2 separate regions of the Homo sapiens genome follow, and region 1 is linked to region 2. Evidence: read pairs that join two places in POLR2A ChIA-PET (ENCODE). Cell type or tissue: K562. All regions are shown on one strand. Links, peaks and the distances in the headings refer to the core of each region. The heading gives the core; the rest is flanking DNA. Region 1 holds the start of LINC02891 (long intergenic non-protein coding RNA 2891). Region 2 holds the start of LOC105372861 (a long non-coding RNA gene).

Region 1 (8,313 bases), core at 114-8,113, 480 kb before region 2:
CCCACTGAAGCCCTCCCACACCCTCACACCCTTGCCTGCACCCTGTGCCCTGAACCTGCCATGCACAGCCCTGGCCACCCCAGCACATGGGGTCCAGTCTGAAGCAGTTGCCCATGAGGGCTGCCCCAGGCTGAAGCCCAGGCCCACGCCACAGCTGAGGTGAGCGGGATCTTCCACCAGGAAGCCCCAGCCTTCCAGAAGGGAGGTCTTGGAGCTCCAGGACAGCAACCCAGGACTGCCAGCACTCACAAAGCAGCAAGGGGGAGGAGCTCACTGGGTTCCCAAGGGCTGCGGGAGGGTGAAGAGGTGACCCAGTTGTGGGGCAGGGGGAGTTTGGCTGGCATGGCCACCTCAGGCCCTGCAGGCCACCCTGATCACCTGGGGAACCCAGGTCCCCGAGTATGGGCCAAGGGGCAAGGTGGGTGGTGCTCACCATGATGGTCCCAGGTGCTCACTGCTGCAGGGACAGAGGAAGTGAGCCTGGACATGGGACTCAGCCAGCTGGGGTCCTCATGGCAGTGTGGGGCAGCCTGGGGGCCAGGCCTGTCCAACTCCTGGTTGTCAGGGGACGTCAGGGCCTAACGGGCTGTGGGGAGAGCCTGGCCTGGGGCTGGGGATGGCAGAGCTCTGAGTGTAGGAGCTGCTGCCCCATCCAGCAAGCTGGACCATGGACAACAGGCGGAGGTCCCTGCAGGGAGCGTGGCAGGACGGGGTGTGCAGACAGGTGCTGCCCTGCAGCTAAGCCTGACTTCCCTGCTTGCCCTGGAGCCTGGCAGGGTTCTGGAGACCAGGAGCCACCACACAGTCCTAGGCCACTTCTACTTTGGGGGAGTAAGTGAAATTTAGAGCTCTTCACACCAGTCCGTGGCCCAGTCAGGGCAAGGTGGGGCCCACCCTGCCAACCGTGGCTGCAGACACCCAGAGCTCAGAGCCGTGGCTGGGGCCTGGGGTCTTGAATGTGAAGATGCGGCTGGCCTGGCAGGGCCTCAGCTGGTGCCTGGCACCGTCCCGGGCCCTGGCCTAGGTGCTCGGTGGACTGCTCCTTCCTAGTGCCAGGTCCACTTGCAGCTCCTGGGAGCTGCCCCGGGAGCTCAGCCCTGGGTGCCCCTGGCTCTCCCAGCTCAGTGTTTCACTATGATCAATCAGGGTATCGCCAGGAAGGGTCAGGGCTGCCACCTCCCTGGGCCACCTGGACCGAAAGCTGGGAGAGGCTGCCACAGACCACCTGGGTAGGTGGTCCACAGGGGCCCTTCTCACCCTGGGCCAGGTCTACAGCCTGTGTTTAGTCTGGGGTGGGGTGGGGTGGGGGGCTTTGCTGCTTCACTGCACCCCACATGAGCCCTGTTGGGAGGGCTGCCAGATGCAGGGAGACGCAGAGGCGCGGGTACACATTGCTCCACCAGCCAGACCCAGAGCTTCCTAGTGGGGACCAGTCTGGAGCTTGAAATCCCAGCCATCACTCAAGGGGTTTCACTTGTGCCAACACCTTTCTTTTGGAGGGGGTGTGTTGGGGGTGTCCAGTGACAGGGTTAATCCCCACAGTCCATGAGGCCAGTGATGTCATGGGCTCCTGGGGCCCATGGCACTGAGACCAGGTCCAGCACGAATTCACCTGCCCTTCCTTCAGTGCCTTCCAACACCACCCAGCCACCACGGCCAGGCTGGAAGGACAGCACACCCCAGCCACTCAGGAGTCACTTCGGACAGCCCACCTAGGGGCTTAAGTCCCAGTGGGACATGCCCACCCAGGCTGCCTCAGCTGCCCACGGGGCCTCCAACCACAGCCACAGGCTCCACAGGTATGACCACCCTGCCCAACTCAGTCCGCTTGGGCCATCCAGTTGGCCGCAGAGCAGAAGGATGGCGATCAAACCACAGAACAGAGTATGTGGACAGGTGGGCGGGGCACTGCAGAGTGGAGGGTGGACCTGGAGGGTGCCTGGGAATCCACACACACCAAGGCTGGACCTCACAAGAGGAGGGGCGGGCACGCTACACTCTGAAGTCTGAATCGTCCCTGGCCAGCCTGTGGCTGCTCTCACCTTTCCTTTGCTGCAGTGTGTGTCAAACACATGAATGAATGAGCAAATGAGTGAATCAGTCCCTGCCACCAGACCCCACAGGGTTACATCAAGGCCACCGAGGCTCAGCCGGGACAGGACTGGCCGGTATCACACAATCGGTGGGGGGAGGGCATCACACCCGGACTTCTGCACACAGGGCCTCTTTGCCAGAGGCTGGGCTGGAGCTCGACCCCAGGGCCACCTGGCTCACCTCATCTGTCCCCATAGCCACCTTTCAGTCCCCACCATGGCCACCATCCCCTTGTCCCCCACCTCCGTCCCCACAGCCACCCTGCCCACGGAGTTGATCGCTTGATTAAGCGCAGCATTTCAGTGCCCAGGGAGAAAAATCAATTCGCTTGGTTCCACTTTAATCCATCAGTTCCATTTCTGATAAATGTCCCCGTGCTGGAGTCACCATGTAGCCGCAGTGCCCCGCAGAGATTAGCTGCTAGGTCAGGGCAGCCAGGGCGAGCATCTGGCGAGCTGGGGCAAGCCTGGACCCTCAACTTGCCGTGACTCCCCACCCCTCTTCCCAGCACTTTACATGGTGGTAAGTGTGGGTACAGAGGTCAGAGCCCAGCTCTGGCCCCACCTGCCAGGGCCTGGATGAGCCCAGCTCCCAAGCTGCGAGCTGGTGACATTGTGGGGCTGGGATTAAATGGGATCTGCGGCTGCCAGGCTGGGCTTCTCAGGAATGAGCTGGCACTGGAGGACGAGTGGATTAGACGCGAGGTCAATATTTGTGGAATTGAATTGAATCTGTCACTTGGGGCGTGTATGTTCCAGGTAATTTTGTGGTTTCTGCCTCTGGCAGGAAAACCCAACACGATGACTGCCCCTCGCAGGCCACAGTCAGCCCGGCCCCAGGAGAGAGACCCGTGGAGCCCTATGTCTCAGCAGGCAAGGTAGGGGGACGGGGCAGGGGCAGGGAGGTCCCCGAGTGCTGGCCAGGGGAGGAATCTGCAGTGGTTGCCGGCTAAGGAGGGTCTGCCCTGGCCCCTGGGGCATGGAGGCCCCACAGCCAGGCCCCACCCCCAGCTCCTGGGACCTGCTGGCCTTTTAGGAGACGGGGGAGGCTGGGCCTGACCTCTCTGCAGGTGGTGTCACTGCAGGGCCACACTGCACTGTGCTGGTTGTTGTCCAGGGTGGGCAGATAGAGGGATGTGGACGGTGGGAGCCAGGGGAAGGGCAGAAGGGGACACTGGGCCACCCTGGAGAAGCCAGGTCAGGGCTGGCCCAGCAGGATGGGGGCTCTCTGCCTCTATGGCCAGCATTCCCAGCTGAGTCCCCAACTCTGCAGCCAGGAAGCCCCGTAGTGTGAAGGATGGGGACATCGCGATGCCCTGGCCCTGAGCCCACCAGGTGGCCCCAGGGCCCCACCCTGCCTGGCTCTTCCTGCATGGGTCTGGGGTGATGGGGGCTCATCTGAGGCCCAGTGCTGCCCACCTCGAATCCCCAAATCCCAAATTGGATTAGTTGTGTTTAGAAAGCAGCAAAGCTGCTATATTTGAGCAAAGGCTCAGCAGATTACCCTGGGCCAAGAGGGTGTCTGCCTGTGTGAGGGGGATTTGAGGAGGAAAAACTGCACTAAACAAGTGTTCATTGAAAAGAAACTTGGGGGATCATCTGAGTCAGCCGGGCCCTCCACCTGCCCCATAACACCTTCTCCAGCATGGGCTCCTGCTGCTGCTGGGACAACCAAGCAGGAGTGGACGGGGTCAGGCCACAGGCCACTGGGCCCAAGGCCAGGAAGGGGCGCCCAGGACTGCCCATGGGAGAAGGGCGTGGTGCCGACACGAGGTCACCTGGAGTCCCTGGGACTGGCCCTCCACCTCGTGACTCAGTCGCCACCCGGTGGCCCTCTCAGAAGCCCAGGGCCCAGCATACAGGAAGCTCCATGAGTGCTCATCATCACACACACTCCAGAGGCTGAGAACATCTTGGAGGCCTGGGGCCTGCTGGCCAGACCCTGTCCTGGGCCCTGAACACAGGCTGGGCCTGGAAGGGACAGTGAGGGGGGCCAGAGCCCATGCCTGCTCAGTGCAGCAAGCCCAGGCACCTGGTGGGTGGGCCCTGCAGCCAGGGAGGCCCCTGCACCCCACCCTTCCCAGCCCTGCCCTGGGTACCGTGTGCCACATCTCAGAGCCCACCCATGGGGCCCTCCCAACTCCAGCCAGGAGGGAGGATAGAGAACTTTTATTTCAGAAGAGTGCAAATAAACAAATCCTTCCTTCCCCCACCATAAAGAGCCCGGCTGGCTTTAGGAGAGAAGGCAGAATTTTTAGCCTCTCCTTTCCTCAAGGCACAGCAGGCCGAGCCTGTGTCACTCATGGCCCCTTTTACAAGTAAAGAATCCAGCTCTGGGCAGTCAGGTCTGCCCAGTGGAGGTGTTTGCCCTGGGGGGCCGGCTCACCTATCCGTAGGACCTGGCTCCTAGGGGTCCAGCCAGTCCCTGGCCTCCTGTTGATACGGAAAGGAAGTGCTGAGAAGGGAAAAGCGTGGTCCCTTTAAATGATACAGAGGAGGGACGGGAAGTGCTCCGTAGAGAAGGGCGTGGTCCCTGCCTAGGGCTCCACCCCCACGAACCTAGGTGAGGACAGGCATTTCCTGCCCAAATGTTGCATTTCCCAAGACCACCCTGGCCTGCCATGCCTCCATCCTATGCCTATAAAAACCCAAGACCCTAGCAAGGCAGAGACAGAAGCCTCTGTGTGGGGAGAGGAACACACTGGTGGAAGAAGACAAGCTGCTGGACATCCCGAGAATGTTGCCTGACTCCAGGGGAAAACCATCTCCCCTCTGGCTCCCCCATCTGCTGAGAGCTACTTCCACTCAATAAAACCTTGCACTCATTCTCCAAGCCCACGTGTGATCCAATTTTTTGGTACACCAAGGCAAGAAACCCTGGGATACAGAAATTCCTCTGTCCTTGTTATAAGGCAGGGGTCTAATTGAGCTCACTCTCACCAGCCACCTACAGACCGCTAGACTAAAAGACCACCCGGTAACGCACTCCCACTGGGGTTTCAAGAGCTGTAAACATTCACCCCCAGACACTGCCATGGGGTCAGAGCCCCACAGCCTGCCCGTCTGTATGCTCCCCTAGAGGTGTGAGCGGTGGGGCACTGAAGAAGCGAGCCACTCCCCCGCTGCATGCCCTGCGCCCTGCGCGGGGTAACCAGGGAACCCTTCCTGTTTCACTGTTTCACTGGGTAGAGATCTCCCGGCTGGAGACAGAATGGTGGGGAGAGGCCAGATGTGCCCAGCAGGTAGGGGATTCTCCAGGGGGGAGGCTGAGGCTGTTAGGAAAGGAGGGGCTGAGGGGGCGCCACAGCCCTCCCCGCTCCGCACCACACCCCACGTTAAACCCCTGTCCTCCACTCCTCTCCTGGGGCTAAGGAGGCTGAGAGTAGAGCTCAGAGGCCCACGCCCAGCACACAGGAGGCAGTGGGGGCTGTGGACGGGGCCAACGAGCCATGGGGTTGCTGGGCTGAAGCACCGGTGATGGCAGGCGTGTGAGAGGGAAGTGGGGGTGAGCCAGCCCTGTGGGCCTCTAGGCCCAGCTTCTGGGTATCCTGGCCCCCTGGAATGACCCAGGGCAGGAGCCTCTGACACCCGCCCCAAATGCCTGTGACCCCGTCCTGAGTGGGGGTCCTCCTTCTGGCCGTGACCGCCCTGGAGTGGCTTCTCAGCATTTTGTGGTCAGCACTCTCAGCCCCTCTGCCTTGCACCGTGTCATTTTCAGCAGATCCTGAGCCAGAGAAGGCCATCAATTATTCAGCTCCTGCCTCTCAGCCTCCTCCGTTAGTACCTCTTAAAGCCGGGAAGATAAATCTCTCCGCTTGCTCCGTGGCGCCGACAGGAAGCAGGGCGGCACCAGGACCGTGACAGGCCCCGGCTGGGCCCCGGTTTCCCGAGCCAGCACAGGCGGCCTGCAAGGCTTCTCTGCTATTAAATCCATAATTCAGCGGCAACGCAGCTGGGGCCTGGCACACAGGGTCCCTGTGATGAGGAGGGGCTGCCCCTGCCGGAATGCACCAGAGGCTGCCACCAGGGAGAGAGTTACAAGGACCACTTCCGTGGACCTGGCAGGTCCTAGGGCCCCCTTTAAAATTGTGCCTGGGGAGAGTCCCTGGCGCTGCTCCGGAGGATCATGGAGCCCGACTCTACTCACAGGGGAGACCACACAGCTTCTGCGGGGCAAGACAGCTGAGGAGCATGTCAGGCAAGCGACGGGCATGGGGGGTGGGGGGGAGCACAGCGTGGTCTGCATGCCCTCAGCCACGCCCAGGGTGACCCTGGAGGCCTGCATGGAAGACCCTGGAAGCGTCCTTGGCCACCCCTGGTGGAAGAGACAGCTCCAGCCTCACCTTTCTAGGACAGTGCCATCTGCCACCAAGGCAGCTCCAGAGAGTGGGACAGCTGTGAGAGGCGGGACCTGTCCAGGCTCCCTGATGGGCACTCACAGCCCCCTTCACCCTCAGCGAGGCACTTGCCCCAATGAAAACTGAGCAGTTGGACAATCTGATGTCTTGGAGGGTCCAGGTCAGCCCCCCACCCCAATGCCCAGCCCTGCATAACCAAGGAAGCGTTTGTTGAATGGCTGAGTCCCACCCCTGCTCCAACCTTGGCAGGCCTTGGAGTGTCCCCGGCAGGAAGTGGAGGGTGAACACAGGGGGACAAAGTAACAGGGCAGCAGAGCTGGGGTGGGGCCAGGCTGGGCAGACTGGGGAATGAGACCTACTCAGAACACCGCCCTCGGCAGAGCCACCCACCCCTATCCTTGCAAACCCTCTGCCCCAGGGCCCACTCTAAACCCATGAGAGCTGTGGCAGGACAGGGTGACTCCAGGCCTGGCCAGGAGGCTCCGGCTGACTCCGCCCCCTTCTCCTTCCCCTCCCCACTTCCCATTCCACAGGCCTCCACAGGGCAGGGGCCGTGACAGGGGTGACAGAAGTTCGGAGAGGTCACTGAGTCCCTGCAATTAGCAGTAATGAGTTGACACATGCCACAGGTCAAGTGCTAATGCAGGCTGATAATTAACTCAACCTGCTAGGAAGCGGTGCAGCCCCTCCTCCCTCTGATCAATTATCCTCAGGATGTTGAACAGCCCCGCCCCAGGGCTAATGGGGTCACATTCCAACCATAATGACGTGGCTGCTGCACCAGAAACACTGGGCTGGTGCCGGGAACACCCCCATCCCAGACTGGAGACCTCCCCCAGCCCCTCCAGATGAGGGTCCTGCCCTGCTCACTGGCTCCTGCCCCAACCCTGCTCCTGGGGCCTTCCTGACTCGCCACCTTGCACTTCCCAGGGACAGTACACCCAGCAGCCTGTCCCAGCCTATGTCTCAGCAGACCAGGCTCTGCGAGACACCCCCTCCAGCCTCCACCTCCCAGCACTGCCTCCAGAACAGGGGCCATTCAGACTCGTGGCTTGCTGTCCTCTGCCCTGCATCTCAGGCTGCTCCCAGCCCATGTCCAGTTTTGGGTGCTAGCCACAGTGCTACACTGACCATCTGGTACCTGCTTCTGCCACAGCTTCGGGGCCCTCCTGGGGCCAGCCAGCCCTGGACAAAGCAGACCCGACCCCTCCCTCCCTCTGGGCCTTGACCTCTGTTTCTGTTGCCAGCTGTGGTACCTGAGCCAGCAGCAACCCAAACAGGGAAGCAAGAAACTCTGTAGCTGCTTCTGTGCCTCTTTCTTCTTGGGGACAAGCCAAGCCTGTGTCTCCATCTCACTCAATCGTCGGGTCTGTGCCCAAGGTCAGGGCCATCGTGCTCCATCCATGGGCCGGCCTTGTCTTAGAGGCCGAGGGGCCTGGCCCCATCTGTGCCTGGCTTGGTAACAGTTCTGCAGTGTCCCAGGAATATTCCCTTGCCCATCTCAGGACAGGAGCTCACTCTGAGGGCCTGCCCCTCTTTGGGAACTACCCCCTCTGGCAGCTGGGGGTGAGCATGCTAGGTCTCAGTGAGCACATCTCTCAGGTCCCTGACCCCTGGGCACCCCCGTAGGCTTCTTGTATTGCCGGGGGGCAGGAATGGGCCCCTCCTGCATGCTGCCCCCACATGGTAGGGCCCAGACCTCCGTCTCCCCTGCAGTCCCACAGCCCCTGCCAAGGGCATCTGCGACTGGAAACTCCACCGCGGTGATCCTGAGCTGCTGGGAAGATGGGTTTTGATGGTACCGCTGCTCAGAGGGCAAGGGGCACCAGTGCCAGCCACCACATCAGGCACCATCTGCTGGT
Region 2 (8,313 bases), core at 222-8,221:
GGGAGAAAAGGCCAGATCACTGACCCCTAGACTATGGACCCTGAGCAGACACCTGTCAGAGACCTGCTGACCTGAGACACCCAGAGCAGGACTCTTCAGGCTCAGAACCCCAGACCAGGGACTCATAGACTAACATTCCATAGACCTGGGATTCCCATACCAGAGAGTCCCATGCCAAGGACCCCAGGGCAGAGGGTGGCCAAGAGAGGCATTTAGTGCCAAGAGAGGCCCTGAGCTCACACAAACAGGTCCATCCCCACTTTTGCCACAAAGAAAGTCAGTGGTCTCCCACTCCCCTCAGCATAGATGCCTGGAACCTGCTTGGTCTCAGAGTGACCAGGTCCTTGGCCTCACGTACTGCTCTGCGTACTGGTGCCTCTCTGGCCCTAGCCCCCAGGCTACCCTCCTGGAGGAAGCCAGTGCAGTTGGTGCCGCGCGAGCACCTTCAGTGGGCAATAAGGGCACGGGGTGGGCATGCTGGGACAGGCGGCTGTCAGGGGCTCCTACCCTCCCCAGCCCTGCTCAGACAGCAGCCCGTTCCTCGGCATTTACAAAGTTTGGCTGGAACTCTTCAATAGCATCTTTAAATAAACAAAGCATAGAGAAAAGCAACTCCCCAAATACAAAGCACATCAAAATAGATTTTGAAGCAGACACCCGGGCAGAGCTCGGCCCTGGATCTGCCCGTAGGCACCTCCTTGAAGCCCCACCCCAGCTTGGGATCCCCTGACTGGCAGGTACAGCTGCCACATGGTGCAATGCAGTTGGCAGAAGCCTTGGTCTGCTCTGTGGGCTGATGCTGCCCTGGGACCCTCACCCCTGGCTCACTGGACCTCCAGCCATAGACTGAGGCTTTCCTCCCAGGAGTGGGCACCCTAATTCTGTCAACATGGTCCAGCCAAATGGGGACCTGCTGGTGCCCAGCTGGGGTCTGTGCCCCCACATCCCATGGGTCCATCAGGCAAAGTTCAATGGCTTCCCTTCCAGATCCTCCCATCTTTGAGGGTTCCTGTACCCCACCAGGAGTGCAGTGACCTTGCAGGGCTGGCCCTAAGGTCCTGCGTGGCTGGGACAAAGAGAGTGGAGAGAGTCACACCTGGGCGGCCTGGGAAGGGCAGGGCAGACTGGTCCCTGTGGTTGAGTGAGCCCTCGCCTTCCCGGCCCATTTCCAGTCTGTTAGGCCTGGAGTCCCTCAATTTGTCAGACATGCTTAAATACACCTAGGTGAGCCCCAGAGGACTTCGTACTAGGGGGAATCCCAGTGCGGGGAGGAGGGAGCTGGCCCTCTCAGGAGGGATGGAAGAGGAGTGAAGTGCCTCTGCCAGGTGGGGGTCTGGGGCCAAGGGATCTGCACCCCCCCAGCCCTTGACCCTGGCAGCCGGCAGGCTCCAGACAGGTCTGCACACTGGTATGAATGATTGAACGTGAATGGATGACGGGAGATGGGCTCCCCTGCACACCCCAGCACCCTACTCCCCTTGCGCTCTTCTCCCTGGGACATTCTGGAAAAGCCAGACCCTCCTACAGGCTGAGCTGAGCACACTTCCAGCTGCTGCACACTCTGAACCCTCCCCTGAGACATCGCTAGTGCTAGACTCAAGGGTTTGCTCTGAGGATGAAGGCGACAGTCCAGGTAACCAGGCCCAGGCCAGCCCAGTGACAGTCAGTGCCTGTCTCAGGCACAGAATTCCAACATCTCTGAAGGTCTTTCTAGACAAGAAGCAGCCCTCATCCCCAACCCCACGGCTCTTTGAGACAAGCTGGGGTGATGTCACGGTGGACATCTGTGTTTCCTTGTGTACAATGCCCTTATGCCCACCACGGGAACCCTGGGAATGTCTGTAGGCTAGACCCTGGACAGGGGTTGCTGAGGCCGGCCCGGCTAGAACTAGGCTGCTGAGCACACCCCACAGCTCCAGGGAGCACTCCCCCAGGCCCTCTCAAGCCTCTCCCACTGGGTACTGACTCTGCACCTGCCCTGTGTGTATGTGTGTGGGGTGCGCTCACCTGCGGGGGATCCACCTGGCCCATCTCTCACCACCTTTTGTCCAGCTGGCCCTCAGTACCCTGGGGGGTGGTGGTGACAGGAAGACAGGATAGAAGGAGGCATTTCCTATGGGCAGAGAAGACCCCCAGGAGGGCTTCACTGGGTAGGACATGCTGATCCCTAGTTCCTGAGGGGCCAGCAACAGGGGGTCTCCTGATGAGGACACAGAGTTGCTCCCTGCAGACGTTTCCTGTCTGGAGAGAGAAAGTGAGGATGTGAGTGTGTACATCCAGTGTAGACAGTGCTCAGTCAGTTCGACTGTGCTGGGTGTGGGGGCCACTGGGGTTCCCCTCAGGGCTGTTTATTTTTATTTTATTTTTTTGAGACAGAGTTTAGCTCTGTCACCCAGGTTGGCGTGCAGTGGCGTGATCTGGGGTCACTGCAACCTCTGCCTCCTGGGCTCAAGCCATCCTCCCCCTGCAGCCTCCAGAGTAGCTGGGATTACAGGTGCCCAACACCACCACGCCCGGCTAATTTTTGTATTTTTAGTAGAGGCAGGGTTTCACCATGATGGCCAGGCTGGTCTTGAACTCCTGGCCTCAAGTGATATGCCTGCCTCAGCCTGAGGGCTGTTTAAAGAGGGACAGACACAGCCAAGGACAGGCCTAGTCCCTAAGACCAGTGGCCCTGAAGCCCTCCCTTCAGCCTGTGGAGGTAGTGCTTTGAGAGCCCCTGCTGATTTATGGTCCTCCTGGGGGCGGGCAGGCGGGGGACGGAGTTATGGCTGCAAAGGTCTCCCTCCCTCCTCTACCTCCCTGTTGGGGGTCAGCCGGGGTGGGGGTACGGTGGCTCTCAGCTGGTTTCCAGATGGGCTTTGTGGAAGGGGCGCCCAGAGCGGGGAGGCCAGACACCCAAGCAAGGGTCCTGGCCCGTGTCAACGGGGCCACCACAGTGCCACTGTCTCTGGTCTCTCCTCTAGACCTGGCTCCCATCTCTGTCTCGGTCCCCATCTCTGTCACATGCAGCCCCCCTTCCCCACCCGTTGGCAGGGTGGGTGGGGGTGGGACCTGGTGATTTATCACCTTCAGCCTGTCTTCCATCGGAAACACAGGGGGTGGGCGCAGACGCTGCGCTGAGCTATGGGCCCCCAGGGCCCCGCCACCCACCCCAATGTTGTTGCTCCGTCTGGGCAGGGGGTGCAGTCCCCCCCACGTGGCCAGGACTTCAGCTCCCCAGACCTTCCCAGGACCTCCTCCACGGGGCCCCATTAATGCCTCGGCTAGTCGGGGGTCAGCCCAGCTCTGAAGCTGAGGCTAGGGCCACCCCAGGCTGGAGGGGGCCCACGAAGGACCCCACAGGCAACTCTCTCCAGGCGGGGCCAGAGGTGACAGAGCCTCTTTTCCTGCATCATTGATGGCCCATGGACCCGGCATCCCTGGCAGAGGCCATGGAGTCCAGGCCTTCAGGTCGCCCGCCCCTCCCCCGCGGCGGTGTGCACAGCCCGGGGCCCAATAAGTGTTTACCGAGCAAACACCAGCGGGAGGGGGACAGCGCACCTGGGTTGACCCCCACCCCACGCCCAGCGGAAGAAGTCCCTTATCTTCCCGGCTGACAGGCTGTCAGTGCACCAGGGCAGGGGCGGGGGCTACGCTCATCCCGCCCCGTCTGTCAGCCGCCACGCGGCGACACCCTCCCCGCCCTCACTAGGGGCAGCCTGCCCGTCCCACTCGGTGCAGCTCGCCGCCAGCCTGGACAACCCAGCGCCCCCGCTCCAGGCCTTCGTTTCTCCGCGGACCCCAGCTGTCTGCACCCACAGTGCCCACCTCTTTCCGCGCTCCCCCCTTAGCCAGCGTTTTCTGCAGACCGCGAGCGCCCTCTGGTGCCTGCCTAGGGTTGCTCGCCCATGGGGAGGACACGACTAGGCCCTCGCCCTGGGAGCTTCCTGGCCGGTCTGTGAAACCGGCGGGTGCGGCCTGAGCTGTGAGCCTCGCGGCCCAGCCCTCACTGACCACCACTGGCCATCACAGACTGGGTTGGAGAGGCTGCCGCTGACACGGCGTTTGTCTTGGCCTTTGCGGGACAAGACAGATGACCATCTTGCAGGGCCTCACTCACTCGCTCGCTCACTCACTAGCTGGCTGTGTATAGGCCCAAGATGTGGCTTGAACCCCAGATGGGTCTTGGGGACACAGGCCTGGACACTGTCCTGCACTATGTGTCAGGCCAGGGCAGGCCTAGGAAGCTCTGTGAGAATGGGCTTGGGAGGGGCCTCTAAGATTGAGGAGTAGCCACAGCGGGAAGGGCGTGCCCCGTGGAGGGACTGGCGCGGGCAAAGGCATGGAGGGCCTGGCCCATGGGGGAGGGTGCACCAGGGCTGGGCCTTGACCTAAGGCTGAGATCCCAGGAGCCCAGGGAGGTGGGGTGGGCAATGGTGGTGAGAGGGCCCTTGGGCTGCAGGGCAAGGAGCCCTGAATCAGCTAGCCTGGGACTGGAGGTGCGGGGTCCAGGCAGGGCTTGGAGACGGGACCCCCAACCTGTTCCTGCCTAGAAGGAAGAGTCTGAGGTCACAGAGGGGCCCAGCTCATCAGTGGGGAGGGGGTCCTGGGGCAGGTGTGTTGTCTGTGAAATGAAGGACAATGCTGGGATCAAGGTGGTGCCCAGATCTGCAGGGAGGGTGTGCCTTTCTCCCGTCCCCACAGGGCCATTCAGGTATACTGAACTGGGACTACTCACTTCCCCACACCCCTTGGAGGCTGAGGCCCCAGGGTCAGTGTGTGGAGGGTCAGCTCAGAGTCAGGCATGGGGACTGGGGGCTCCCAGGCAGCCAAGGAAGGTCAGCCAGCGAGGGAAGCCCTGTGCCTTCCACAGTCAGTACCTTGGCACGAACCAGTCTAAACCACGGAGAGCCGGCAAGAGGAGGGATTGTGGAGGAATCATAGGGTTCGGCTGCCCCGCCGACCAGCAGGCAGGAAGTTCTTCCTTAGGTCTAACCACACAGTGATTCCAGTAGCTTTCCTCAACAGGAGTCCCTCTGCCTCTGCAGCTCCTGCCCTTCAGGGCCCCCCCTGCCACCCCCTGAGCGACACACTGGCCCAGGAGACCTCAAGCCTTGCAAGCAGTGGGCTGCCCACTCCCCCTATCTCCTGCTGGGGCCTTTTCCCACAGACCAGAGGAGCGTCCTTCTCTTGGCTGGGGGCCACCTAAGACCCTGGGCCACTTTCTCCTGGGCTGTACATTTGCACCCCAAAGACCTCAGTGAGGCAGAGAAGGGATGCAAGAGGCCTGCCTCAGCCCTGTTTCCAGTTCACACAAAAAATGCTCTGGGGCCCAGCAGAGAGCCCCCTTCTGGGATCTGGTTTCTTAGAGAAAGTGGGGAGCACACCCCCTCCCCTGCCCTGCTTGGACTGAGTTTAGAGTGTTGCACATGCACGGTGTTATGACGATGGTTACCTCTGACCTACACTAGGACCTCTGGAGGTGCCAGGCCACCGCTGGGGAGGGCAAGCTGGGCAGTTCATTTGTATAAAGGGGGCCACTGTCCTCGATGTGGTGATAAGGCCGGATGGACAACCACAGTCGGCTGCAGCCCACAATGGGCCGGATGCCCTGCACCTGCTCACAAAGGCAGGGGTGGTTCCTGCCTCACGTCTGACTGGCAGCCTCGAGATAGCATCAGCCCCACAGGAGGGCCATCTGTCTTGTCCCACAAAGGCCAGGACAAAGGCCATGTCAGTGGCAGCCTCCCCGACCCGGTCAGTGGTGGTCAGTGATGGCCATTGGGGGCTGAGGGCCTTCCTGGGCCGGGCAGCCAGGACCTGAGGCTCCTCATCTGGGGCCTCTCTGGGATGCATGGAGAATAGTTTCCATTGTTCATAAGGCCAGACAGGTGGGGGCCACATGGACGGTGGCAGAGGAACCCTGTCCCTGGCACCCCAGGCCAGCCCAAATAGTGAGGAAGGCGTCAGTCACCTCCTAAGTTGGGCACCATGTGCTGACCTGTTTGCTCAGCTCCAGAATCCGGGCAGGGCAGTGGGAGGCCAGAGACTGGAGAACTCTGAGAAGCCCCTTGCTGGTCTGGGCAGTCGGAGAGGCCTTCCTGAGGGAAGTGGTGGCCCGGTGGGGGACTCGCCAGAGGCACAGGAGATGAGCAAGGAGCAGTGGCATGGAGAGTACCTTGTGCCAGTCAGAAGGAACATGCAGGCCCCGTGTGGTGCAGCCTGGGAGCCTGGGGAAGGCAGCAGCTGTGGGCAGGGACAGGAACGGCTCTTGGCTGGCAGGAGCAGGCTGCCAGCCCTGAGCCCTGGCAGAAGGGGTCTGGGGCCAGGGCCGCTGCTGTGGGATGGGGAGGGATGGCAGGAAGAGGGTTTGGGGGTGTTGGTGGAGCCTGTGGGGGGGCAAGTTCACTCCAGAACACAATGATTCCAGAGACCCTGCAACCCCTGAGGTCCACTCATCGCTGTGGGGCCCTCCAAGAACCCCCACCGCATGTGACTCTGTCACATAGAGGCCATCTTCTCATTCGGATGGTCCAGGGATCCCGGATGGAGCAACAGACCTGAACCAGCCCTGGTCACCTGCCCCAACGCTCCCCTAGTGAACTGAATGCTGCCAACGCCGCAGTCCCTGCATCAGGAAACCCAACCCTTGAAATGCTCTTGGTGTCCTCAAGGCCGGCACTGTCCACAAGAACCAGCCCCTGAACATGCTCAGAGGACGAGACACACTGCTGGGACTGTCCTCACTGCCTAGAGTGTTCTCACCACCCCCAAAGCATCCTCACTGCCCCCACAGCGTCCTCACTGTCTACCGTGTCCTCACTGCCCCCACAGCACCCTCACTGTCCGCGCAGCGCCCTCACTGCCCCCCAGAGCATCCTCACTGTCCCCACAGCACCCTCACTGTCCACAGCGTACTCACCGCGTCCACGGAGCCCTCGCCACCCCCACAGCATCCACAGCGTCAACATCTGCAGCGTCCTCACCGCCCCCACAGCGTCCTCACCGCGTCCAAAGAGCCCTCGCCACCCCCACAGCATCCACAGCGTCAACATCTGCAGCGTCCTCACCGCCCCCACAGCGCCCTCACCGCGTCCACAGCATCTTCACCGCCCCCACAGCGTCCTCACCGCCCCCACAGCGTCCTCACCGCGTCCACAGCGTCCTCACGGCGTCCACAGCCTCCTCATCGCCCCTACAGCGCCCTCACCGCGTCCACAGCGTCCTCACCGCCCCCACAGCGCCCTCATCGGGTCCACAGCGCCCTCACCGCCCCGAGAGCGTCCTCACCGCCCCGACAGCGTCCTCACCGCCCCCACAGCGTCCTCACCGCCCCCACAGCGTCCTCACAGCCCCGACAGCGTCCTCACCGCGTCCACAGCGTCCTCACCACCCCGACAGTGTCCTCACGGCGTCCACAGCGTCCTCACTGTCCCCACAGTGTCCTCACCGCGTCCACAGCGTCCTCAACGTCCGCAGCGCCCTCACCGCCCCCACAGCGTCCTCACCGCCCCCACAGCGTCCTCACCTCCCCGACAGCGTCCTCACCGCCCCGACAGCGTCCTCACGGCGTCCACAGCGTCCTCACCGTCCCCACAGTGTCGTCACCGCGTCCACAGCGTCCTTAATGTCCGCAGCGTCCTCACCGCCCCCACAGCGTCCTCACCGCGTCCACAGCGCCCTCACCGCGTCCACAGCGCCCTCACAGCCCCGACAGCGTCCTCACCGCCCCCACAGCGTCCTCACCACCCCGACAGCGTCCTCACGGCGTCCACAGCGTCCTCACTGTCCCCACAGTGTCCTCACTGCGTCCACAGCGTCCTCAACGTCCGCAGCGCCCTCACCGCCCCGACAGCGTCCTCACCGCCCCCACAGCGCCCTCACCGCCCCGACAGCGTCCTCACCGCCCCGACAGCGTCCTCACCGCCCCCACAGCGTCCTCACGGCGTCCACAGCGTCCTCACCGCCCCGACAGCGCCCTCGCCGCGTCCACAGCGCCCTCACCGCCCCCACAGCGTCCTCACCGCCCCGACAGCGTCCTCACCGCCCCCACAGCGTCCTCACGGCGTCCACAGCGTCCTCACCGCGTCCACAGCGTCCTCACCGTCCCCACAGTGTCCTCACCGCGTCCACAGCGTCCTCACCGCCCCGACAGCTCCCTCGCCGCGTCCACAGCGTCCTCACCGCGTCCACAGCGTCCTCACCGCCCTGACAGCTCCCTCGCCGCGTCCACAGCGTCCTCACCGCGTCCACAGCGTCCTCACCGTCCCCACAGCGTCCTCACGGCGTCCACAGCGTCCTCACCGCGTCCACAGCGTCCTCACCGCCCCC

The links. ChIA-PET counts read pairs that join two places held together with the same protein. Peaks named below come from ENCODE experiments on the same cell type or tissue, not always from the same donor. Only the 100,000 strongest peaks of a DNase experiment are listed, where the experiment ranks them.
Region 1: POLR2A ChIA-PET joins it to region 2 with 5 read pairs; 1 of 35 experiments calls an interaction of 5 or more read pairs at or near these places.

What each region holds. Positions count from the first base shown.
Region 1 is chr22:20,202,631-20,210,943 of GRCh38, reverse strand. LINC02891 (long intergenic non-protein coding RNA 2891) reads left to right here and starts at 6,026. Exons shown (of 4, transcript NR_038460.2): 1 at 6,026-6,291; 2 at 6,445-6,611. It overlaps LINC00896 (long intergenic non-protein coding RNA 896), which reads right to left and starts at 4,612. Exons shown (of 1, transcript NR_026919.1): 1 at 2,407-4,612. LOC105372862 (a long non-coding RNA gene) reads left to right here. Exons shown (of 3, transcript XR_938009.3): 1 at 1-1,799; 2 at 2,881-2,971; 3 at 4,699-4,926. RefSeq lists enhancers at 2,517-3,047, 4,256-4,495, 7,051-7,646. In K562, for the core only: CTCF peaks have their summits at 2,956, 3,924 and 4,534; DNase peaks (open chromatin) are centred at 3,913, 4,533 and 6,924; H3K4me3 peaks cover 1,769 bases; H3K27me3 peaks cover 1,272 bases.
Region 2 is chr22:19,726,371-19,734,683 of GRCh38, reverse strand. LOC105372861 (a long non-coding RNA gene) reads right to left here and starts at 6,963. Exons shown (of 3, transcript XR_938005.3): 1 at 5,984-6,963; 2 at 2,008-2,241. RefSeq lists enhancers at 3,764-4,058, 8,093-8,313. In K562, for the core only: CTCF peaks have their summits at 3,863 (motif pointing left) and 7,231; DNase peaks (open chromatin) are centred at 2,740, 3,022, 3,633 and 3,893; H3K4me3 peaks cover 783 bases; H3K27me3 peaks cover 873 bases.